Linked DNA regions of Homo sapiens: region 2 is linked to region 1. A link is an interaction called in ENCODE POLR2A ChIA-PET data of the cell type or tissue named here. Cell type or tissue: OCI-LY7. All regions are shown on one strand. Each heading gives the region's core, and the rest is flanking DNA. Links, peaks and the distances in the headings are about the cores only. Region 1 has its middle 11 kb from the start of MSH6. Region 2 has its middle 67 kb from the start of MSH6.

Evidence for each region. ChIA-PET counts read pairs that join two places held together with the same protein. Peaks named below come from ENCODE experiments on the same cell type or tissue, not always from the same donor. Only the 100,000 strongest peaks of a DNase experiment are listed, where the experiment ranks them.
Region 2: POLR2A ChIA-PET joins it to region 1 with 5 read pairs; 8 of 35 experiments call an interaction of 5 or more read pairs at or near these places.

Annotation. Positions count from the first base shown.
Region 1 is chr2:47,769,883-47,774,272 of GRCh38, forward strand. No RefSeq gene overlaps it. Among named protein-coding and RNA genes, the nearest start is that of MSH6, 11 kb to the right of the region's middle. In OCI-LY7, for the core only: no CTCF peak of the experiment used is centred there; a DNase peak (open chromatin) is centred at 1,669; H3K27ac peaks cover 674 bases.
Region 2 is chr2:47,714,250-47,718,639 of GRCh38, forward strand. No RefSeq gene overlaps it. Among named protein-coding and RNA genes, the nearest start is that of MSH6, 67 kb to the right of the region's middle. In OCI-LY7, for the core only: CTCF peaks have their summits at 2,257 (motif pointing right) and 2,474; DNase peaks (open chromatin) are centred at 1,931, 2,272 and 2,608; H3K4me3 peaks cover 2,529 bases; H3K27ac peaks cover 4,000 bases.

The sequences.
Region 1 (4,390 bases), core at 131-4,130:
GGCAGTCTTCCCAAGGGCCCTCCTGTATCAGCCGGCTTTTCACACTCTTTGTCTGTGTACTTGGTGCTAGACGCCTCACTGCCCATGCCAGCTTGGTTAGAACTCACCCTGCAGTCTCTGTGTATGGCCCAGGGCCCTGTAGAACTCTGAAGGCCCCACACGTGGTCCCTAGGATGCTCACCTCCCTTCTGCCCTCCCATATCCACTCACCCTGCAATGGTGTTGGGAAGTGGGACCTTTTGGGAGGCGTTTAGGCCATGAGGGCTTGGCCCTCCTGGATGGATCAATGATGATTGGATTTTTTTTTTTTTTTTGAGACGGAGTCTCACTCTGTCGCCCAGGCTGGAGAGCAGTGGCGTGATCTCGGCTCACTGCAAGCTCTGCCTCCTGGGTTCATGCCATTCTCCTGCCTCAGCCTCCCGAGTAGCTGGGACTACAGGCGCCCGCCACCATGCCCAGCTAATTTTTTGTATTTTTAGTAGAGACGGGGTTTCACCCTGTTAGCCAGGATGGTCTTGATCTCCTGACCTCATGATCCACCTGCCTCGACCTCCCAAAGTGCTGGGATTACAGGTGTGAGCCACTGCACCCAGCTATGATTGGATTATAAAAGGGCTTGACAGAGGGAATTCATCTCTTTTTGCTCTTCCACATTCCTTCATGTGAGGACAGTGTTCCTCCCTTGTGGAGGATGCAGTGTTCCAGGCACCATCTCAGAAGCAGAGATTGGACCTTCACCACACAATAAACCTGCTGCTGCCTTGACTTTGAACTTACCAGCCTCCAGAACTGTGAGGGATACATTTTAGCTCTTTATAAATTACTTAGTCTGTGGTATTCTGTCACAGTAGCATAAAATGGACTAAGACATAGTGGCCTAAAATAATAATATTTATTGTTGTGCATAATTCTGTAGGTTGGCTTTACGGTTCCTCTGGTCTCAGGTTGGTTTGTTTGTTTTTTTGAGATGGAGTCTCCCTCTGTCACCCAGGCCGGAGTGCAGTGGCGTGGTCTCGGCTCACTGCAACCTCCGCCTCCCAAGCTCAGGTGATTCTTGTTCCTCAGGCTCCCTAGTAGCTGGGACTACAGGTGCCTGCCACCACACCTGACTAATTTTTTGTTTTTGTTTTTTTGATACAGAGTCTCATTCTGTCACCCAGGCTGGAGTGCAGTGGTGCAATCTCAGCTCACTGCAACCTCCGCCTCCAAGGTTCAGGCGATTCTGGTAATTTTTGTATTTTTTAGTAGAGACGGGGTTTTGCCATGTTGGCCAGGCTGGTCTGGAACTCCTGGCCTCAAGTGATCCTCCTTCTTCAGCTTCCCAAAGTGCTGGGATCACAGGTGTGAGCTACCACACCCAGCTGTCAGGTTTCTTATTTATGTGTCTCAGCTGCAGGTCAGGCAGATGGCTCTGCTGATCTTGGTTGGGCTCCTTCACACATCTGAGGGTCAGCTACTCTGGATGTGCTCTGCTAGGCTGACTCAGATCTCCTCCACATTCCTCTCCCATTCCTCATCCTTCCAGCAGACTAGCTGGTGTGCTCTCATGACAGTGGCAGGAGGCCAAGAAAAAACAAGCCCAATTGTGTGGGAAGGCAAGAGGAAGCTCCCATGTGCTTTTCAAACCTCTGCTAACATCTTATTGGCCAAAGCAAGTCACATGGTGAGCCAGAGACAAAGTGGGAGGGACTTACAAAATTACAGGAAGAAAGAAGGCTATTGAATTGGGGGCCATTAAGGCGATGAGCTTGCCATAAGGGCTAAATATACACAGGCATTGTTCTTGAGTGTTGAGTGTACAGTGGTAAACAAGCCTTTAACACCTGAAGTGCAGTGGAGAAGAGCAATACATAAATAACTAAGCAAAATTAGGAAGTTGATTCCATGAACTTGTGGACCAAGTGATTGGTGCACAGATGAGAGTAACAAGTGAGGCTGGGCCGGGTAGCTCACGCCTGTATTCCCAGCACTTTGGGAGGCCAAGGCGGTGGATCACATGAGGTCAGGATTTGCAGACCAGCCTGGCCAACATGGTGAAACCCCGTCTCTACTACAAATAGAAAAATTAGCTGGGCATAGTGGTGGGTGCCTGTAATCCCAGCTACTAGGGAGGCTTAGGCAGGAGAATCACTTTAACCCAGGAGGCGGAGGTTGCAGTGAGCCAAGATTGTGCCACTGCACTCCAGCCTGGTCGACAGAGTGAGACTGTGCCTCAAAAAAAAAAAAAAAAAAAAAAAAAGGGAGCAACAAGGGAGACTTACTTTAGATTGCCGAAGACGTGAAGGATGAGAAGGAGCCAGCAATGTAAAGTCGGGGACAGAGAGCACTGGACAGAGGGCAAAGCCAGTGCAGAGGCTCTGAGATGGGAAAGAGGCTCTGAGCCTGGCCAGAGTACCATGAATGAGGAAAGTGAAGGCATAAAATAAGACTGGAGAAGTAACAGGGACCAGCAGTAAGGCGTTTGGATTGTATTCCTTATGTGATGGGTGGGAATCCACTGGGAAGTTCTAATGGGAGAGGCAAGTGACACCATCTGATGTGTGCTCTGGCTGTTGTACAGAAGATGGATGAAGGCTGGGTGTGGTGGCTCATACTTGTAATCCTAGCACTTTGGAAGGCCAAGGTTGGAGGATCGCTTGAGCCCAGGAGTTCGAGATCAGCCTGGGCAACATAGTGAGACCCTGCTTCTACAAAGAATTTAAAACCTAGCCAGGCATGGTGGCTTGTGCCTGTAGTGCCACTACTTGGGAGGCTGAGACAGGAGGAATGCTTGAGCCAGGAGTTTGAGGCTATAGTGAGCTATGATTGCACCAGCCTAGGCAACAGAGTGTGACCACATCTCTAAAAAAAATTAAAGATTAAAAAAAGAGCCAGGCGTGGTGGCTCATGCCTGTAATCCCAGCACTTGGGGAGGCCGAAGTGGGTGGATCACTTAAGGTCAGGAGTTCGAGACCATCCTGGTGAAACCAACATGGTGAAACCCCATCTCTACTAAAAATAGAAAAATACAATCCCAGCTACTTGGGAGGCTGAGGCAGAAGAACTGCTTGAACCCAGGAGGCAGAAGTTGTAGTGAGCCGAGATCGCGCCATTGCAATCCAGCCTGGGCAACAAGAGCAAAACTTAGTCTCAAGAGGAAAAAAAAAAAAAGGAAATGGAGGAATGTTAGGAAGATGATAGCAAAAGCAGAGATCCATATTAGGAGGATTCTGTGAGTAATGGGGAGAAGAAGAGGAGACAGTTTTGTTCCATGTGTGGAGGTGGAACTGGCAGACATTGCTGAGGCTTTGCATGTGAAGGGCAAGGGAGAGGAGGTATCAAGTCTGACTACTTGAGCAACTGGATGAATAGAGGTGTGTCACTCCCTAAAATGGAGAAGATGGTGGAGGACAGATTAGAGGAGGGGAGATCAAGAGTTCATCTTAAGGGCAGGTGCAGTAGCTCACACCTGTAATCCTAGCACTTTGGGAGACCTAGGTGGGTGGATGGCTTGAGCCCAGAAATTTGAGACCAGCCTGGGCAACCTGATGAAACCCTGTCTCTACAAAAAATATAAAAACTAGCCAGGAGTGGTGGCATGCAGCTGTGGTCCCAGCTACTTGGGAGGTTGTGGTGGGAGGATTGCTTGAGCCTGGGAGGCAGAGATTGCAGTGCACTGAGATTTTGCCAATGCACTCCAGCCTGGATGACAGAGTGAGACCCTGCCTCAAAAAAAAAAAAAAAAAAAAAGAGTTCAGCTTAGAATATGTTAAGTTTGAGATGCCAGAGAGATAACCAGGCATTGGATCTAGGGGGGTCTGGAACTACCTTCCCCGTCCATGTCATTTGACGTTGGGTCTTGCAAAGAAGGAAACTAGTTGGGTGGGGCAGAATTCATGACATAATGGATTGGTGGGGGTAGTCCAGCAAGGTAAGGGCTTGAAAACGTCTTGATGAGCTGTTAGTCTTGATAGGTAAACTGTTTAGTTAGTTTACAAACTTCTCTTTCAGGAGCAGATATTTCCTGGAGCAAGCAGGCAAATTATTTTTGTTTGGTCTTAAGTGTTATTTAACACAGGGAGAAGAAAGTTTGTTCATTTCAGTTCTTTTTTTTTTTTTTTTTTTTTTTTTGAGACAGAGTCTCGCTCTGTTGCCCAGGCTAGAGTGCAATGGCGTGATCTCGGCTCACTGCAACCTCTGCCTCTGGGGTTCAAGCAATTCTCATGCCTCAGCCTCCTGAGTAGCTGGGATTACAGGTGCGCACCACCACGTCTGGCTAATTTTTGTATTTTTTTTTTTTTTAATAGAAATGGGGTTTCGCCATGTTGGCCAGGCTGGTCTTGAACTCCTGACCTCAAGCGACCCACCCACCTTGGCCTCCCAAAGTGCTGGGATTACAGGCCTGAGCCAA
Region 2 (4,390 bases), core at 290-4,289, 55 kb before region 1:
CTAGAATAAAATATAGGAGAATATCATAATCTTGGGCTAGACAAATATTTCTTACACTCAGAAAGGAGTAACCAGGCCAGGTGTGGTGGCTCACACCTGTGGTCCCTGTACTTTGGGAGGCCAAGTTGGGAGGATTGCTAGAACCCAGGAGTTCAAGACCAGCCTGGGCAACATACTGAGATCCCATCTCATTTTAAAAAAGGGACGGTGGGGAGTAACCATAAAGAAAGTTGATAAATTTGATTTCATCAAAATTAAAAACTTCAGTTCATCAAAAGACATCAAGAAAATGAAAAGAGCTGGGCATGGTGGCTCACACCTGTAATCTCAACACATTGGGAAGCCAAGGCAGGAGGATCACATAAGGCCAGGAGTTTGAGACCAACCTGGGTAACATAGTGAGAGCCTCGTCTCTATAGAAACTTTTTTTTTTTTTTTTTTTTTTTTTTTTAAGACAGAATCTCACTCTCTTGCCCAGGCTGGAATGCAGTGGCAAGATGTCGACTCAACACAACCTCTGCTTCCCGGGTTCAAGCAATTCTCCTGCCTCAGCCTCCCAAGTAGCTGGGATTACGGGGGCCCACCACCATGCCCAGCTAATTTTTGTATTTTTAGTAGAGATGGGGTTTCACCATCTTGGCCAGACTGGTCTTGAACTCCTGACCTCATGATCCACCCGCCTTGGCCTCCCAACGTGCTGGGATTACAGGCGTGAGCCACCGTGCCCAGCTGAAAATTTTTTTTAAATTAGCCAGCAGTGGTGGTATGTGCCTGTAGTTCTAGCTACTTGGGAGGCTGAGGTGGGAGGATTGCTTGAGCTCAGGAGTTTGAGGCTGCAGTGAGCTATGATCACACCATCACACTCCAACCCGGGTGACAGAGTAGGACCTTGTCTCTAAAACTAAATAAATTAATTTAAATTAAAATTTAAAAAATTTTTTAAAAGAAAATGGAAACATAAGCCATAGGCTAGGATGTGCCTATATCCCATGCCATATTTGTAACTCATATTTCTGACAAATAACTTGTATCCAGATTATGTAAAGAATTCATACAGCAATTTTAAAGAAACAACACAATAAAAATAGTGAAAAGACTTGAACAGACACTTCACAAAGAAAGTGGGCTGGGCATGATGACACATGTCTGTAATCCCAGCACTTTCGGAGGCTAAGGTGGGCTGATAGCTTGAGCTCAAGAGTTCAAGACCAGCCTGGGCAACGTGGTGAAACCTTGTCTCTACAAAAAAATACAAAAATTAGGCAAAGTGGCACACACCTGTAATCCCAGCTACTCAGGGCTGAGGCACGAGAATCGCTTGAACCGAGGAGGCAAAGGTTGCAGTGAGCCTAGATTGTGCCATTGCACTCTGTCCTGGGCAACACAGTCTCAAAAAAAAAGGGATATGCAAATGACCAGTAAGTGCATGAAAAGGTATACGTTACTCCTCAGACAAATAAACATTAAAACCGCAATGAACTATATACCATTTTGCACCGCTATAATGACTAAAATTCAAAAGACAGACGATAACAAATGTTAGCAAAGATGTACAGCAGTTGGAATTCTCATTAAATGCTCATAAAAATGTAAAATGATACAACCACTTTGGAAAACAGTTTGGCAATTTCTTATAAAGTTAGGCAGTTAAACATACACCTACTCTATGACCTAGCATTTCCACTTTTAAGTATTTACCAAGATAAATGAAACTATCCACAAAAATACTTGTGTCCAAATGTTCATAGTAACCTTATTTCTACTAGACCAAACTGGGAAACAACCCAACTGTCCTTAAACAGATGAATTGTGATAAAAATTGTGATATATCCATACTATGATGTCTAACTCAACATTAAAATGGAAAAAAAATTTGGCCAGGCCCAATGGCTTGTGCTACTTGGCCAAGAAAGTTCTATATCTTGATTGAAGTTGTGGGCAGCACGCCATCCAGGTGCCGAGGCAAGAGACCCAGGGCATGAGCTGTTCCAGTATAATAAAATATATGAAACAACAAGAGTTATACTAGATCTGAGTTATACTAGATCTAGATCTAGACGTGATTATATATGAATATCATTAATCATTAGTTTGTAGCAATTACTCTTTATTCCAATATTTTAATAATCCTTGCTCTATAATCATAACTTAGGAAAAACCAGGCCATACAGAGATAGGAGCTGAGGGGACATAGTGAGAAGTGACCAGAAGACAAGAGTGTGAGCCTTCCGTTATGCCCGGACACGGCCACCAGAGGCCTCCTTGGCCTAGCGGTAATGCCAGCATCTGGGAAGACACCCATTGCCAAGCAGACTGTGGTCTAGCAGTAGCGTCAGTGCCAAGGAAAAACACCCACTACTTAGCAGACCAGGAAAGGGAGTCTCCCTTTCCCCGGGGGAGTTTAGAGAAGACTCTACTCCTCCACCTCTTGTGGAGGGCCTGACATCAGTCAGGCCCACCCGCAGTTATCCGGAGGCCTAACCGTCTCCCTGTGATGCTGTGCTTCAGTGGTCATGCTCTTAGTCCGCTTTCATGTTCCATCCTGTACACCTGGCTCTACCTTTTAGATAGCAGTAGCAAAATTAGTGAAAGTACTAAAAGTCTCTGATATGCAGAAATAATGGTGTAAGCTGTCTCTCCCTCTCTCTCTCTCTGTCTCTCTGCCTCGGATGCCTGGCAGGGAAGGGCCCCCTGTCCAGTGGACACGTGACCCACGTGAGCTTACTTATCATTGGAGATGGCTCACACTCCTTACCCTGCCCCTTTGTCTTGTATCCAATAAATATCAGTGCAGCCTGGCATTCGGGGCCACTACCGGTCTCTGCGTCTTGGTGGTAGTGGTCCCCTGGGCCCAGCTGTCTTGTCTTTTATCTTTTTATCTTGTGTCTGTATTTTTACAATCTCTCATTTCTGCACATGGGGAGAAAAACCCACCGACCCTTTGGGTCTGGACCCTACAGAGGTGATGGTTAGATGGGAATATGCATTTGTCATAACTCATTAAGGGCCAGGCACAGTGGCTCACAGCTGTGATCCTGGCACTTTGGGAGTCTGAGGTGGGATCACTTGAGGCCAGGAGTTCCAGATCAGCCTGGGAAACAAAGTGAGACCCCTTGTCCCTAAAAAAAAATTTAAAAATTAGCTAGGCAAGGTGGTACACGCCTGTGGTCCCAACAACTCAAAAGGCTAAGGTGGGAGGATGACTTGAGCCTAGGAGTTCAAGGCTATAGTGAGCCATGATTGCACCACTGCACTCCAGCCTGAGTGACAGAGCAAGATCCTGTCTCCAAAGAGAAAAAAAACCAACTCATTGAGCTATCTAGTTTAAATATGCAGTTTATTGTTTGTAAATTATATCTGAATAAATTTTACTTTATTTATTTTTAGAGACAGGGTCTCACTCTGTCACCCAGGCTGGAGTGCAGTGGTACCATCACGGCTGCCTGCATGCAGCCTTGCCCTCCTGGGCTCAAGCCATTCTCTTACCTCAGCCTCCCAAGTTGCTGGGACCACAGGCATCCACCACCATGCCCAGCTAATTTTTAAATTATCTGTAGAGATGAGGTTGCACTATGTTGCCCAGGCTGATCTCAAACTCCTGGCCTCAAGCAATTCTCCCACCTCGGCCCCCCAAAGTACTGAGATTATAGATGTGAGCCACTGAGCCTGCCTAAATTTGACTTCATAAAAAGAATTATTTGGCAACCACTAGATGCCAGGTTTGTAAGCTGAGAAGAAAGAATGAACAAAGAGGAAATAGTTGAAGATATAGGAGAAAAGGGATAGCAGACAAGGTCCCTGAGAAAGCGAGAAGGAAGGAAACTCAGAGCCCAGACGGAGGAGTTTGCCATGGCTGATGCAGTGAACTCTGAGGCACAAGGGAAGGCAGGCAATGGGAGAGGGAGCTGACTAGAAACAGGTAGAAGGGGCTGGGCATGATGGTTCATGCCTGTAATCCCAGCACTCTGGGCAGCTGAGATGAGAAGATTGCTTGAGGCCAGGAGTTCAACACCAGCCTGAGCAACATAGTGAGACCTCATCTCTATTTAATTTAATGTATATATGACCGTCAGGCCATGCCATAGCCCCGCTGAGCCTGGCGACCTTGGATCTTCAATCTCCCCAAGAATGGAATTTCTCCAGCATTGCTCAGTAACCTGGAGGAGGAGGCAGAGAGTCCAGAGTTTGGGGAGTTGAGGTCGGGCATGGTGGCTCATGCCTGTAACCCCAGCACTTTGGGAGGCCAAGGCGGATCAGCTGAGGTCAGGAGTTTGAGACAAGCCTGGGCCAACATGGTAAAACCCCGTCTCTACTAAGAATACAAAAATTAGCTGGACATGGTGGCAGGCGCCTGTAGTCCCAGCTACTCAGGAGGCTGAGGCAGGAGAAT